Regions from separate parts of the Mus musculus genome. Here region 1 is linked to region 2. Evidence: chromatin loops called from intact Hi-C (ENCODE). Cell type or tissue: left cerebral cortex. All regions are shown on one strand. Each heading gives the region's core, and the rest is flanking DNA. Links, peaks and the distances in the headings are about the cores only. Region 1 holds the start of Gm2396 (predicted gene 2396). Region 2 has its middle 17 kb from the start of Tmed3.

Region 1 (7,325 bases), core at 1,097-6,096, 750 kb after region 2:
GTTTTCCAAACCAAGACGACTATAACTAAATGGCTTTATTCCTGACTCATCTATTGTAGCCTAACTATTTTGTTAGTACCATGCTGTTTTTTGTTTTTGTTTTTGTTTTTTTATATTCAATAACTATGTAATGCAATTCGAGGTGGAATATGTGTCATATCCCATACTGTTGTCTCTACTAAGGACTGCATAAGTTATTAAGAGCATTGTGCCTCCATATGAGGCTTAAGATTTCCTTTTCTTACCATTAAAAATTTTCCTTTTCTTATACCCATGGGAAGAGATACAGAGACAAAGTGTGGAGCAGACACTAAAGGAAAGGCCATCCAGCGACTGTCCCACCTGGGGATTCATCTCACATACAGTCACCAAACCCAGACAATATTGTGGATGCCAATAAGTGCTTGCTGACAGGAGCTGTGTCCTGAGAGGCTCTGCCAGTGCCTGACAAATGCAGAGGTAGATGCTCTCAGTCAACCATTGGACTGAGCACAGGGTCCCCAATGGAGGAGCTAGAGAAAGGACTCAAGGAGCTGAAGGGGTTTGCAGCCCCATAGGAGGAACAACAATATGAACCAACCAGTACCCCCCAGAGGTCCCAGGGACTAAACCACCAACCAAAGAGTACACATGGAAGGACCCATGGCTCCAGCTACATATGTAGCAGAGGATGGCCTAGTTGGTCAATGTTGGGAAGAGAGGCTTTTGGTCCTGTGAGGGCTCTATTTCCCAGTAGGGGACTACAAGGGCCAGGAGGCAGGAGTGGGTGGGTTGGTGAACAGGACCAGGAAAGGGGATAACATTTCAAATATAAACAAAGAAACTATCTAATAAATACAAAAACAAAATTTAAAAAACCTCTATTCAGGTCATACAGCAATGTAGATTTCCTTTTCTTATTCTGTGAGGAATGTCATTGCCATTTTGATGAGGATTTTTTTAAATATGAAGATTGCTTTCAGTGACATAGCAATATACACAATATTCTGCCTATTAACGGATAAGAGGTAGTTCTGTCATCTTGTGTCTTCCTCAATTTCTTTTTTTATTTTCTTACATTTTCATTGTAGAGATCTTTTACCTCCATGGGTAAGCTCATTCATAACAATTTTTAAACAATTTTTATTAGATATTTTCTTCATTTACACTTCAAATGCTATCCCAAAAGTCCCCTATACACTCCCCCTACCCTGCTCCCTACTCCTGCTGCCAACTTCAGCTCCTTGGGTACTTTCTCTAGCTCCTCCATTGGACGCCCAGTGTTCCATCCAGTAGATGATTGTGAGCATCCACTTCTGTATTTTCCTGGCACAGATATAGCCTCACAAGAGACAGCTATATTAGAGTCCTATCAGCAAAATCTTGCTTGCATATGCAATAGTGTTAGTGTCTGCTAACATTATGGTATGGATCCCCGGGTGGGGCAGTCTCTGGAAGGTTCTTCCTTCTGTCTCAGCTCCAAACTTTATTCACAACAATTTTAAAAAATCTATAATGAATGGGATTTCCCCCAACTTTGTTTCCAGTGAGTTTGCTATTTATAAATAGGAAGATGTTTTTTTTTTTTTTTTGTATGGTGATTTTTATATCCTGCTACTCTGCTGAGAGTGTTTGTACTTTGCTGGTAGAATCCTTGAATCTAGTAATCTGCCCTTTTTTCCCTTCCTATTTGTATCCCCTTTAATTCTCAGAGTCCTTCCAGTAAATTCTTTTGTCACTGCTGAGTAACCAGATCAAATCAAATATAACAGATTCAAATTCAGTGCTATTGGAGGAATAAGCTTTGGCTCCACTGAGAAAGGTCTTGAAAGACGGAAGAAACCACTGCTCCTTGTGGAACATCGAGATTAGAGGTGCAACGTGCTGGCTAAGTTGACAGTGTTTTCTCCATCCAATCCCACTGCGCTCTTCTGTTGGTGGATAAAACCAAACTGCACCTTGAATTGTATTTCTGTATGGCCTTGGTATTACTTCCCTTAGAATTCCTTCTTATTCCTATGTTCACAACATAAGACAACAAATCCTTTCTCTTTTAGCCTCACTGCTGAGACATCATCATTAGCAAGGTAGTTTAGAATTCATCTCATGTTTAAAAAAGAAAAAATTCCCCCTCGATTTGTACCCTCCTGTAGCTTCACCACATTCTAATACTTGTCCCAAGAATTTACTATATTATTAAATCCTTATGCTCCCATTTCCTTTAAATTCAGTCTGGAGGTTTTATATCCACCTATTACTAAAATTCTGCTCAGGAAGATGTGGCTGGTCAACAGGGAAGTGAGAGGCAAGAAGGAAAGTTGATAACTTCTATTTGTGGAGATGAAACACTCATCCAAAGCTTGGGCTTGGAAAAATGAGATGGAGAGTGAAGTCTCAGAAAATAGCATTCCCCTCTGGCTAGAATAAGGGCCTCAGCCATTTGTCTATTCCTGCCATGATATTTCAGAGAAAATTCCAATTTATAGGGAACCATTATTTTAATGATCTGATCGCCAAAGGGAAGAAAAGAGGTTGTTTTATTTAGAATACTTTTAGTCTTGTCAGTACAGTTATCCATAAAACCTTTGGGAGGCATTTATCTATCTAGTCAAGGGTAAGTTCCAAAGGAAATCCCCTTGCTTTGTCATCTCAGGCACCAACCCTAGTTGTAGGTAGATTTAATCGCCATATGTCTCTACCATGAGAAAATCTTGGGGGTTTCCAGAACCCTTTCTTCCCACTTCTCGTTTCTCATGCCACTTTAGGTATCACATATTTTTAAGGAGCAGGGGTTGGACATAAAGCAGAAGTCCTAAACACTTAGCCAAGCCTCCCACTGAGGGGAAATTTCTATCCTTAGAACTGAGTTTCACTTGCAGATCTTAGTTTAGATGTGAAGAATTAGTGATGAGTGGTAAATTCTATCATTTCGTTGTGACTATTCTATTCTGCCACCCCTGGAAACTATAGAGGGAGGAGGAAGTGTAAGGGCTCAAGGCAATGAACGTTCCAAGTGTGTAAAGCATCTACTTCTCTAACCATCCTGGCATGTGTGAAATATTATGAAGAGATGCTTTTGTTAGTCCCTTTGGCACTGGACAGCATAGACAGAGGATGCCAAGAATCTCATGCCGGGAGAAGGAACAAGCTAGGACCATTGGTTAAACCAGAAGAAGGACTAATTTTCTGGCAAGAAACGTACCATATCACTTTTAAGGAGAGATTGGAGCTCAGAAGGAGGAAATAACTTGACCAGCACTTCCCAGCTATAGATACTTCTTGACTTTGTTTAAAACTAAACCTCATAGGATTCTGAGGATGGTCTTGGTGGAGGAGTCAGTAGACAGGCTTTCATAGCGTGCCATCTTGTGGTGCTCAGTGGGAATGCAGAAGAGAAGCCAGGACACCCTTCATGGAAAGCAGTCCAGTAGGGTTGAAGCTGAAAAAAAAATTAAAAAGAATTTATTAATCTTTCTATTCTGCTTTCCAGTATTAATTGTGTGTTGACTATGCATTGTAGTGATCAGTGCTGGTCCCCAAGATCTGGCTGCCCGCAATGAGGAGACCCTTGGTGATGAGAAAATCATCACATATACCAAGTGATGCTATGTCAACTTGCTCCTTAGTTTAAAGCGATTGGTCAAATAAACAGGTTGGCAGCTTGTAGCTGGGCAGAAGAGAGGTAGGCAAGTCTTCCGGTGCGGGGCTCTGGGTCTGAGGCAGAGGATACCAGGAGAGAAAAGAGAAGAGGAAGGAAGAAGATGCAAGGGGTAGGTGGAAAGTGAGAACATGACAATGAGGGCCAGACATTTGGAAAGGATTGGGCCATGAGAAACATGGCAAGTTGTCCCTGAGGGTCATTGACTGGAAAGTAGACTGACTAGCATAAAGGGTGGATATCTGCCCAGCGCTGCTTTTAAGGCTTATCATAAATTTAAAAGTTTTGTGTCTTTATTTGGGAGGTAAATGATCAAAAGTGGGGTAGAAACCTCCAATTAATTTTTCTACATTAACTATGTCTTTAATTGAACTATTAGACAAACATGACTGGTTAGTGGCTGTCTTAGTTACTTTTCTATTTTTTGTGATAAAACACCATGACCAAGTCAACTTGTTAAAGAAAATATTTAACTTAGAGGATAAAGTTTCAGGGAGTTAGAATCCATGGCCATCATAGCAGGGAGCAAGGCAGCAGACAGGCAAAAATGGCCCTGGAGCAGTAGCTGACAGCTCACATTTTGATGTGTGAGAGAGTGATCGAAAAAGACCTCTGTGAAGTAGGCATTTAAACAGGGTTCTTTAGAACCATGTAAGCAGATGAGAGAAAACTAACTTTGTAGTTGATCGTTCTTAGATCAAGAACATTGGCATTTATAATAACCCACACTGTAGTCCTGATCTTGTCTGAGCAGACTCGCCTAAGTAGCAGATGTTGGCTGTCATGGTATGATTATGAGTTCACTATGCAAGCTCTGTGACTTATGGCTGACCCGTACCTAGTTATGTTCAGGCCTGAGTGCTGAGTGCCAGTATACTTTGAGACTTTGCCCAAAGTACACGTCTATAACTACAGAGCGATAATAGTATTGGAATTTGAGTATAATGGGGAACTGTTGTGACACCAGAGGTATGATATTACTATCCATTTAGTGCTTTTGCTTCAACTAGACTGGTTAATATTTCTCAAAATATTTTGTGTAAATACTTACAATTGCTGTATTATTAGAATTCTTTCTTCCTTCCTTCCTTCCTTCCTTCCTTCCTTCCTTCCTTTTTCTTTCTTTCTTTCTTTCTTTCTTTCTTTCTTTCTTTCTTTCTTTCTTTCTTTTTGAGACAGGGTTTCTCTGTGTAGCCCTGGCTATCCTGGAATTCACTTTGCTGACCAGGCTGGCATCGAACTCAGAAATATGCCAGCCTCTGCCTCCCGAGTGCAAGGATTAAAGGCATGCGCCACCACACCAGGCTTTAGAATTATGTTTTGTCATATATTATATTTTAGTCTACAAAGTATTTTGAATTTAAACTTTAGAATTTAATGTGTTTGTATATACATATGTGTCTGTATATGTTTGTATTTCCTCCCTCAAGATTGTGCTTCATAGACATTCCTATATATAAATACTGTAACACTATGTCACAAACATACTAAGAAATAACTAAGGTTCTCAGTATTTAAATTATAAACCTCAGAAAATTGGAGTGGCTTTACAGTGGTGGGATAAATTATGATATAAATCTTCCACTATAATGTGTGCCTATTTTCATTTTTAACAAACATTCCCGGTCATTTTCTTACTAGGTATACTTTATTCATTAAAATGTAGGTATGTCTCGTCCATATATGTGAAGGTTTAGAGTGTGTACCTACTCCATATTGAAAATTTAAATACAAATCTATGATTTATTCTGAATTGTAAATATCCCAAATAGGTAACATTATGACCCACATCTATTTGGAGTTAGGTATCACCCAATAAGTTGATTATTTTGTTCTGAATGACTGATCGCTATTTCAACAAATGAAGTAGAGAATCAGATGAATTAGGCTGGTGAACTAATTAGAGAGTCAGTAACTATTTACAGAAATCCGTGAGCATAGTGTTCGTATATGGTGAACAAAAAGAATTGTATGCAGAGGTAATCGTTCTGTGCGTGTAGAAACATGGTGCTGAAAAGATGTATTAACCCTTCCTGCTGTTTTCACGTGTGATGTGGTTTATTTATCCTGACACTCCTTCAGAGAGCTATAACTTTCTTGATGAATTGGGCAAAACCTAAATATAAAGAGGTTCATATTTGTGAAAAGCTAATTAACCAAGATGGTAGGTTACCAGTGTACACGTCAGGATGTCTCAAGTCTGTAGAAGTCCTAGGCATTATCTACTTTATGACATCAAATCCATGGTCACTTTATCACAGGACAGATACTGCTACATCACTGTCACATTTCAGCCTAGTCATTGCAAGGAAGTACCAGCACTTCTCGCCAGCTCACAGATGCTTAGGACTGGGATCCTTATCCTCACACCTGGCCTAAAGCCAACTACGAATAGAGAGATCTTTAATTGATATCTGATGGAAATACAAATGTTACCCTCAAAAGTTCAGAGACCTTGTGAGCCACAACCTGGGAGAGTGACACAAGTACTCAGAATATCTACCCAGTTTTTAGAGCCCCCATTACCCTTGGAGCAACTCTCACATAGAGCTGAGTTAGAGGACTTGAATGGCCAGCAGGATCCAGATGCTCCTCTTCCTTATCACTCTTCTTTTTAATCTGGATGCTGCAAAGCCCATGAGTACAAAAGGAGAAACGAGGCACAGGGCACTTATTATTTTTTCCCAGGAGTCAATAAATTATTGCTTGTCAAAGGATGAATGGATCAATATAGTTACACCATGTCCCTTATACTAAATTCACTTCCCCGGTAAAATGTATGTGTTAAAAAGCTAAAATTCTGTGTTCTTTATGATGAATGCAGAATCAGAATGTGTCAACTGATGGAGGTTGAAGTACGCTTGTGAGATGTGATGAAGAGATTTTTCAGTCCTTTTGGGCTTCAAAATGCTTAAAGGAAATGATGATAATATGTGGTTTCATCGTGACATTTATTTTAATGAGGAGAGTGAGATGTCTTGATAGTATAGGTGCTTGTCATTGCACCAGATATTCTGATTCTAACCCCAGAACCCCAAATAATGGAAGGCGTAACTAGATACCAACAGTTGCCCTTGGATGTGCTCCCTCCCAAACTGAATACATGCACTAGGTAGTTACACATTAAACCATAGACCCTTATGTTGCTTTATATTCCCATCCTCTAGAAAGCAAAAGAAAAAAAAAAGGAAAAAAAAGCTTTTTAGTTTTCTAGTCTTTGCCTATACTCACCATCAGGAAAGAGAGCCCAATAGTAAGTAGCCTAACTAAATCTAATCACATGTACTGACTCAGCATACTTTTATCGATGTCAAGATTGCTTGTGTAAATAAATGATGCCATGAGCTGACAGTGACTTTCTGTCCCTCTAGTTTTACCTCAACAATCTACTGTTACACCCTTCTCAACTGATGACCATCCGTGTACAAAATCCTCATTGACCGTAAGAAACCCTCTTCCTTTATATAAGAGAAAATTACTTTAATGATTCCCTCATGTTTGTATGACTATAGCACACTTGAAAAAGTAAAGTTGATTAAGTGTTTCATGTATTAAATATTTTATTTAGGAAGAGAAGGAAATGTAATTATATCAGATTGGTGATTTAACAGAACTGTATCAGGTAGTGACTTTGAGTCAGGGCAGATTGTCTTCTGGACAATAATGTTCTGCCTTCGATACCAGTATG
Region 2 (7,325 bases), core at 1,237-6,236:
GGGTCCAGTAATTTATTTCTCTAATTCAGCAGTTAAGAGCACTTGTTACTTTTGAAGAGACCCAGACTTAATTCCCAGCATCCATAAAGTGGCTCATGACTAGTCATAATTCCACTTCCGAGGGGATCCAATGCCCTCTCTGACCTCTGTGGACACGAGCTATGCACCTGGTACATAGACATTCATGTGGCCAAAGCACCCATACACATAAAATAAAACGGGGAATCTTTTTGTTGTTGATGTTTTTGTGTTGTTGTTTTGTTTTTTAAGAAGGAGCCTTTGAATCCCAGGGGTGATGTGAATGAGGCATACTTCCTTGCAGAAATGGTAGTCAATTTGAAGACACCAAAGAAGAAGAAGAACTACTGATCACAGGAGGGACACCAAGAAAGCCCAAGGAGCCAGCCCAGAGTAGACCAGGAGAGGGGCAGAAAGATTTGCACATGCAGACCATCTACAGATCCATCATACAGATAACTTGTGTTCCTAAAGTAAACAGAACAAGCTTTAATAAAACCAGAGATGTCAATCCTTGGTTCCAATGGGCACTTTGCACTTCAGGAAACAGTGGCCGAGACACAGTAAAGCTACTGGTCTTCAGCGAATCATCATCATCACCATTATCAACAACAACAACAAAAGAAATGTGTCCTCTACTGAAGAAAAATTGTGGAAACTCAATGTTCTCTTGGACAATTATTGGGAGTAAACCTTGAAGTACTGACTAAGAGAAACTCAGCCTATTACAGATCTAAAATCTTTTCCTTTGTATTTATTAGACAGAGTCTCACTCTGTTCCTGGTTGTCCAGGAACTCACTAGTTAGATCAGACTGACTTTGAACTTGTCATGACCCTCCTGCCTCTTCATCCAGTGTATTGGAATCACAGATATGCACTACCAGGCCAGACCCATAGACAAAAAGTCGTGTCATTTCAGTGCAAAATCTATGGGTAGCCAGCCTAAATTTTAAAGAAATTAATGACATAGGATACACAAAACACATTCTTGAATGAACTTTCTTCCCAGAAAAACTCTTGAGTCAGAGTAAGCCATTATATAAAAGGTAGAGGATAGATCCTGGATTCTATCTATCTATCTATCTATCTATCTATCTGTCTAATATATATGACTATATATAATATATATTTATATGTGTGTGATTAATTATGTATTATTACATGATATTAGAAGTAATACTGTCTGGGAAAAGGTGTTATGCAGGGCAGGGGAGAATGCATAGAGATGCATATGATCTAAGTATATGACATAATTAAATGAAAATGTCTGTATGAAACCCATCACCGTGTCAATGACTGTAAGCCAATAAGAAAAGGGCAGCTGGTGAACAAGCATTTCCTCTGCTAATTTCCATAGACAACAATGGAAGAATCCACTAAGAATAAATTTTATAAATCTTAGCAATTTAAGCATAGCAACATAGAGGAGTGAGAAAAGATAGGAGAAAATATAAATGCAAATCTTATTTTTACCAAGAATTTGGGGAAATACTAACTTAAATGACTAGGGAAACTCAGAAGCAGTTCCTGCTTTATGCCAACTCCAGTTCTACTGCGTTGTGGGTAGCATCGAGCTCACAACACCTAGCTCGCTCTGTAATGCAGACTGTAAACATTCCTTTTTATGGATGAGGAACACAGCACAGAGAACGTCATCAACTTTGAACAGGGCCATCTGGCTAGCAAATCTAAGGTGACAAAAACTATTTACTTATCTTTCTAGTAAGTCAGTAAGATTAGCTGCAGCAACTTCCCATGCCACCTAACGAAGGAGGTATTGGTTAAGGACAAGGGTGGACGCTGGAGCTGGGGCTGTCTGCTTTGTCTTTTCTAAGTCTTGTGCTACTGCGATGGCCGCTTTGAAGTATTGGATAGAAAAGTCCTGTCTTCTGCGAGCAGAGTAGGCAGATGTTTAAACACCTAAAAGATAAGGATCTGGGGCTCAGTTGCTAAAGTGTTCACAAACACATAGAAACAAGACACAAGTTTGGAACCTTAGAACCAGCACAAAACCCAGATGTTGTGGTGTGCACTTGCATGCCCAGAGCTGGTCAGCTAGCCTAGCTGAGTTGGTGTGCTCCAGGCCAATGAGAGTCATTGTCTTCAAAAGTAGGTGGACAGTGACTGATGAATGATAGCTGAGGTTGTCTCTGGCTTCCACATATACACATGCATACATGCACCAGCATACACAACAGAACATCACTAACCCACGTTCTCACAGACCAGGAGCCTGAGGTCTCTGTCTATGGCTTGCAGATAACTCTCTTGATACATACATCTTTGACACAAACACAGCTCAGCTCATGACCAGTGGTTCTGAGTAGATACCATCCAATTCTCAGTATATGTTGCTTTGAAAATTAATTATATTCTACTCAGAATCATCATTTTATCAAGTTTGGTTATTTCACAGCTTGGGTTAGTTATCATTGTTCCCTCTTGTATCCTTTATGAAATACTGGCCTGTACAAATATGCTTGGAGGATGGAGTAGCTTGATAATGATCCAGTTTTGACTGTCATTTGAGAGCTGTGTGAAGATGGCAAGATCATATAGTCCCTCCTGTCTGAGGCTCAGTTTCCTCATTTGTAATTAAATATGATATTAAGGGACATACATAATGATGTTCATTGCAGCACAGTGTATGGAATGATACATTGGGAACAATCCAAATGCCCGTCAGGAGGGGGCTGGATAAACAAACTGTGGATGGCTTACATGTGGGGATACTTTATTATGGTTGGAAATGAATGGAATGCTCCCAACACAGCTGTATGAAATGATATTGAAAGCATATTGAAGAGTGAAAAAAACCTGCAAAGTGTTCCAGTGTGATACCTTGCACTTCTCACTAAAAGCATGCAGAAGACTGTACTCTTAGGAGAAAGATATGCTTGTGTGTATACATAAAATATACTACAAATACATATTAAAAAGATAAAACACAGATTGTGCATAATCATATCAAATGGAAAGTTATCACTGGGATGGAGGATGAGAAACAGTAGCAGGAAGAGCTACAAAGGACATGTCCACTCAAAAGTGGAGCATTTCCTCCTCCTCCTTCTCCTCCTCCTCCTCCTCCTCCTCCATCTTCTAAAAACTGAGATGTGTATGACAAAATATTAATACCTGTCAGTTCTAGGTGGCAGGTATGTGGGTGTTTGTTATGTTCCATTTGTATTTCTTTGTATAAATATCCCCAAAGCAAGGCAAACACAAAAGTGGAATAACTCCTTTGTCTCATCTCTTAGGGCTGTTGTGGGGCTTTGATAATAACAAGGTATTTGTCGACATTCATAACAAAGTAAACTCTCCCATAAAAATGGTAGTTCTGTAGCTAATCTGTTCTATTTGCGTTGATTCTGTTAACTTCCATTCCTAAAGTCCCCATTGTCTGGCAGCTCCAAATTTGGGGTGGTGTTTGCAGTAACCATGAGAGTGGTGGCAAAGGGGATGGACAGCAGTGATGGAGTAGTTGGTGGTGATAGCTGGGATGGAAGTATTCACAACAAGCTGCGTGGTGGTGGTACATGCCTTTAATCCCAGCATGTGGAGGCAGAGGCAGGCAGGTCTCTGTAGGATCAAGGGCAGCCTGGTCTTGAGAAAGAGTTTCAGGACAGCCAGGGTTAAACAGGGAGACTTTGTCTCAAAAGTTAATCAATTAATCAAGCAAACAAACAAAAGTGAAGGTGGTAGTGATGATGGGATAATGATGATGATGGTGTTTTGTGTGATGGCAGTGGTGGTGATGGTAGTCACGGTGGTCATACTGATGAAGGTTATGGTGTTCTTAGTAAGATGGTGGCAGTAATGCTGGTGACGGTGGTATGGATAAATGAGGGTGGTGATGGTGCGATGACGCACTGATGTCTGTGGTTATGGAGGAAGAGATAATGGTGGTGATGATGATGATGGCAACAGTAGTGATGGTGATAGTGGTGATAGCGATGGAGGTGGTGTTGGTGTGTTCAAGGTGATGTGTATAGTAAATAGAAGTACACTTCTCATCTATCACTGTACCGTATCATGTACCATAGCATTTAATAGTTTGGGGGGGGGGCGGCTAAGTGGTTTACTCTCGGAAAACCTAACCTTTCAAAGCCTGTGTATCTCTCATGGCTCTGAGTAAACATCCTTCAAAGCTTTGCATTTAGGGCTATAATTAGGTTTTTCTGCAAGTACTTGAATTTTGTCATTTTCTTAGAACTGCAACAATATGAGAGATGACCACAAGAGGACAGTAGAGACCCACCAATAAAGCACACCTGCACCTCAGGACTGCTGCGGGGTGCATTTCCCCCACTCTGGCAGCTGCAGAGAGAGCATGGCCCTCAAGGGACGCATAATGCAGGAATCTCAGGACTATTTGAGGTGTCACGGAGTGTCATAGAATTTGAGAGCTGGTTAGAGTCATCTGTCCAATGTTCTCAGCCTTAGCCCACAGCACCTTCACTGACTTAATGGTAAAACTTGATCCAGAACCATCCAGATAGGTCCCTTGTGAATTTCCAAGCCACAAAAAAAAAAAAAAAAAAATCATAAAAAATGATGTTTAAAAAAATTATGTGCTGCTAACCTTGGAAAAAAATTTTATTGCAGCAAAAAAATAACCATTACCTCTGACATACAAGAGTCAGTGTGTGTTAACTTTAATTGTTATTCAGATGACTCTTAAATACAAAGTCTTCACCCCCACCCAGACCCCAGTTTTCTCTCATTAAATGCAATCATTTGTTCTCATTCATCTCAATTATAATGTGGTTTGTAAGTGATAACATTCATTCATTTACTTTCAATATGCTAAAATGTTGTGTAGAGCAACACCAGCAAGAAAAAACAAACTAGCCATTTACAGACTCATTGAACACTTCATATAGACATCTATGCATTATGTATGTAGGATGATAAAGGTCCAGGTTCAAGACAGAGCATGGCCATTGAGCTGAGCAGGTCAGAAAAACACTTCTTAGGAGAGGTAGTTTCCAAGATGAGACTTGAAGTAGGGAGTCATGTTAGGAAAATCAGTGGGAACAAGGCACAGTTTTCCAGAGGTGTTTGGGGCTGGAAACAAGGGCCTGCATGGGCTGGACCAGTGGAGCAGTACAATGGGAACAGTTATGAGATGAGCAGTAAAAATGGAGAAGAGGCAAGGCATGTGGAAGAGTTTTGGCACAGTGCTAACAGGGAGCTTGGGCTCCATCCATCCATCACCTACTGAAAGCATGTCCAGGGATCATTTTCAGAGCACTGATGCTGCTCTTAGGGAGGCAGATGGAGGGGAGAGAATGTATGGGAAATTTTTTGTGACCTGCCAAGCTGAGCTGGCTGAGAGCTATACAAGATACTGGAATTCATGTATTCCTTGCCCTGCCCCTTTAGGCGCATGAGTTCATCCCCCAACAAAAGTTCATCTTCTCTCACTGAGATGAGAAATGCAAAGAAACACAGGATGGTTCTCAGCCAGGAATGATGTTACCTTTCAGGGGCATAGAGCAATGTCTGGAGATATTTTTGGGCTGTCACAGCTGGGAAGGAGGAAGAGGCATTAGTAGGTAGAGTCAGGGCCAGAGGGTGGCAGTGTTGAACATCCTATAATAGGCAGAATGGCTCACAACAAAGATGCTTATAATCAAAACATCTACAGTACTTGGTTCAAAAAGTGTATAGAAAAATAAAACAAAATACAAAGGAAGAGAGACGAGGGAGAAAACACTTAACATTTACTGAGCCTGTAAGAAACACAACCAAACAAATTCTGATGTCTTGTGAACCTAGGAGACTAAGGAAGTCAGTGCGCTCTTTGGATAAATCCCTGACTGTGTTAGGGGTAGTGAGTGGAAGCCAATGAATGTGGCAGGAAAATCCACACAAACAAAAGAAACCTAGAAGGAGCAATGCTGCAGGATGTTTCTAAAAGCAACACTCCCTCTTATGTGTCTACAGAGGACAATCCTGAGGTTCCTTATATGTGGCTCTTCACTGGTAGAAGATACAGCTGTGACACTGTTCTCCAGCTTGGAGGCGCATCGTTGAATTCATTACCGGCATCGTACTTCTTCATTTCATTCTTGTTCACTGGCTAGTATAAACCACCTTCATGGAATATTAAGGACTGCCTTTAAAGAAACAAGGCTACTGTATTTTTTTGTCTAGGATTCTTTGCTCACAATCATTTTCCAATGAAACTTACCCTGGCTTCTTCATTTAAAAATCACTAGGTCTAGGATGGATGTAGCTCAGAAGTAGAGTAGTTGTCTACTGTGTGCAAGGCCCTGGATAAATTACAAAGGTGTGTGTGTGTGTGTGTGTGTGTGTGTGTGTGTGTGTGTGTATTTATATGAGTGTATAATTAAATATATATTCTATTTAATAATTTCTACAAATTTGAAGCAGTGATATACTGCTTAAAAGTAACATAAGGGGCTGTGGAGATGGCTCAGTGGTTAAGAGCACTGACTGTTCTTCCAGAGGTCCTGAGTTCAAGTCCCAGCAACCACATGGTGGCTCACAACCATCTGTAATGGAATCTGATGCCCTTTTCTGGTGTGTCTGAAGACAGCTATAGTGTACTCACACACATTAAATAAATAAATAAATATTTAAAAAGTAACATAAGACCTAACACCAAGCATGTCTGGCCAGTAGACAGTGGAAAATGAGCTATCAGAAGACAACTAAATCACAAAACATCGAGTCTCAAAGCAAAACCTAGTTTTATGTTGTAAGCAAAAAACATGTACAGGAAGTCAGAAATAGGAGTAGCACAGGACCCACAGAAACAAAAAGAGGACAGCTGGTGACGTGTCTGTCTCACAAACACAGGACCTGATTTTGAATGCTGGCATGGTTGTAAAAAAGGAAAAAAAGAAAGAAAGACAGAAAAAAAAAAAAAACCTGCTTGTGGTGGCAAGTGCTTGCATGCAATTGCAATGGTGACGAACTGGAGATAGTCAGATCCCTGGAGATCACTGGCCAGCCAGTTCTAGCCTGCTCAGTGAGCTCCAGGTCCTGTGGAGAGATCCTGTCTCGAAAAACAAGGTCTTCAACTTCACCCTCACGAGCAACACCTGATGTTTCCTCTGGCTTCTGGCTTCCATACCCACCCTACACACAACAGATACCTGAACATCCACAGAGACACATTTTAAAAGAAAAGAAAAAGTGTCTAATTGACTTGCTAGTGCCTAGTTGAAACATTCTGGCCTTTGCTGCCTGTAGGGTTGTACCGACAGCCCCATTAAGGATGGGCAATAGGCCAGTGCTGGCCAGTTTCTCTTCTAAGAATGGCAACAGTGTCTTA

What was found. Hi-C counts contacts between places; a loop is a spot of excess contacts. Peaks named below come from ENCODE experiments on the same cell type or tissue, not always from the same donor. Only the 100,000 strongest peaks of a DNase experiment are listed, where the experiment ranks them.
Region 1: a loop joins it to region 2, with 8 times the contacts of the local background. A loop is called at or near these places in 3 of 42 quality-filtered maps.

What each region holds. Positions count from the first base shown.
Region 1 is chr9:88,934,525-88,941,849 of GRCm38, reverse strand. Gm2396 (predicted gene 2396) reads left to right here and starts at 4,508. Exons shown (of 26, transcript NM_001378764.1): 1 at 4,508-4,606; 2 at 7,009-7,079. The coding sequence starts at 4,582. In left cerebral cortex, for the core only: a CTCF peak has its summit at 3,354 (motif pointing left); no DNase peak of the experiment used is centred there.
Region 2 is chr9:89,684,733-89,692,057 of GRCm38, reverse strand. No RefSeq gene overlaps it. Among named protein-coding and RNA genes, the nearest start is that of Tmed3, 17 kb to the left of the region's middle. In left cerebral cortex, for the core only: CTCF peaks have their summits at 4,251 (motif pointing right) and 5,581 (motif pointing right); DNase peaks (open chromatin) are centred at 4,276 and 5,588.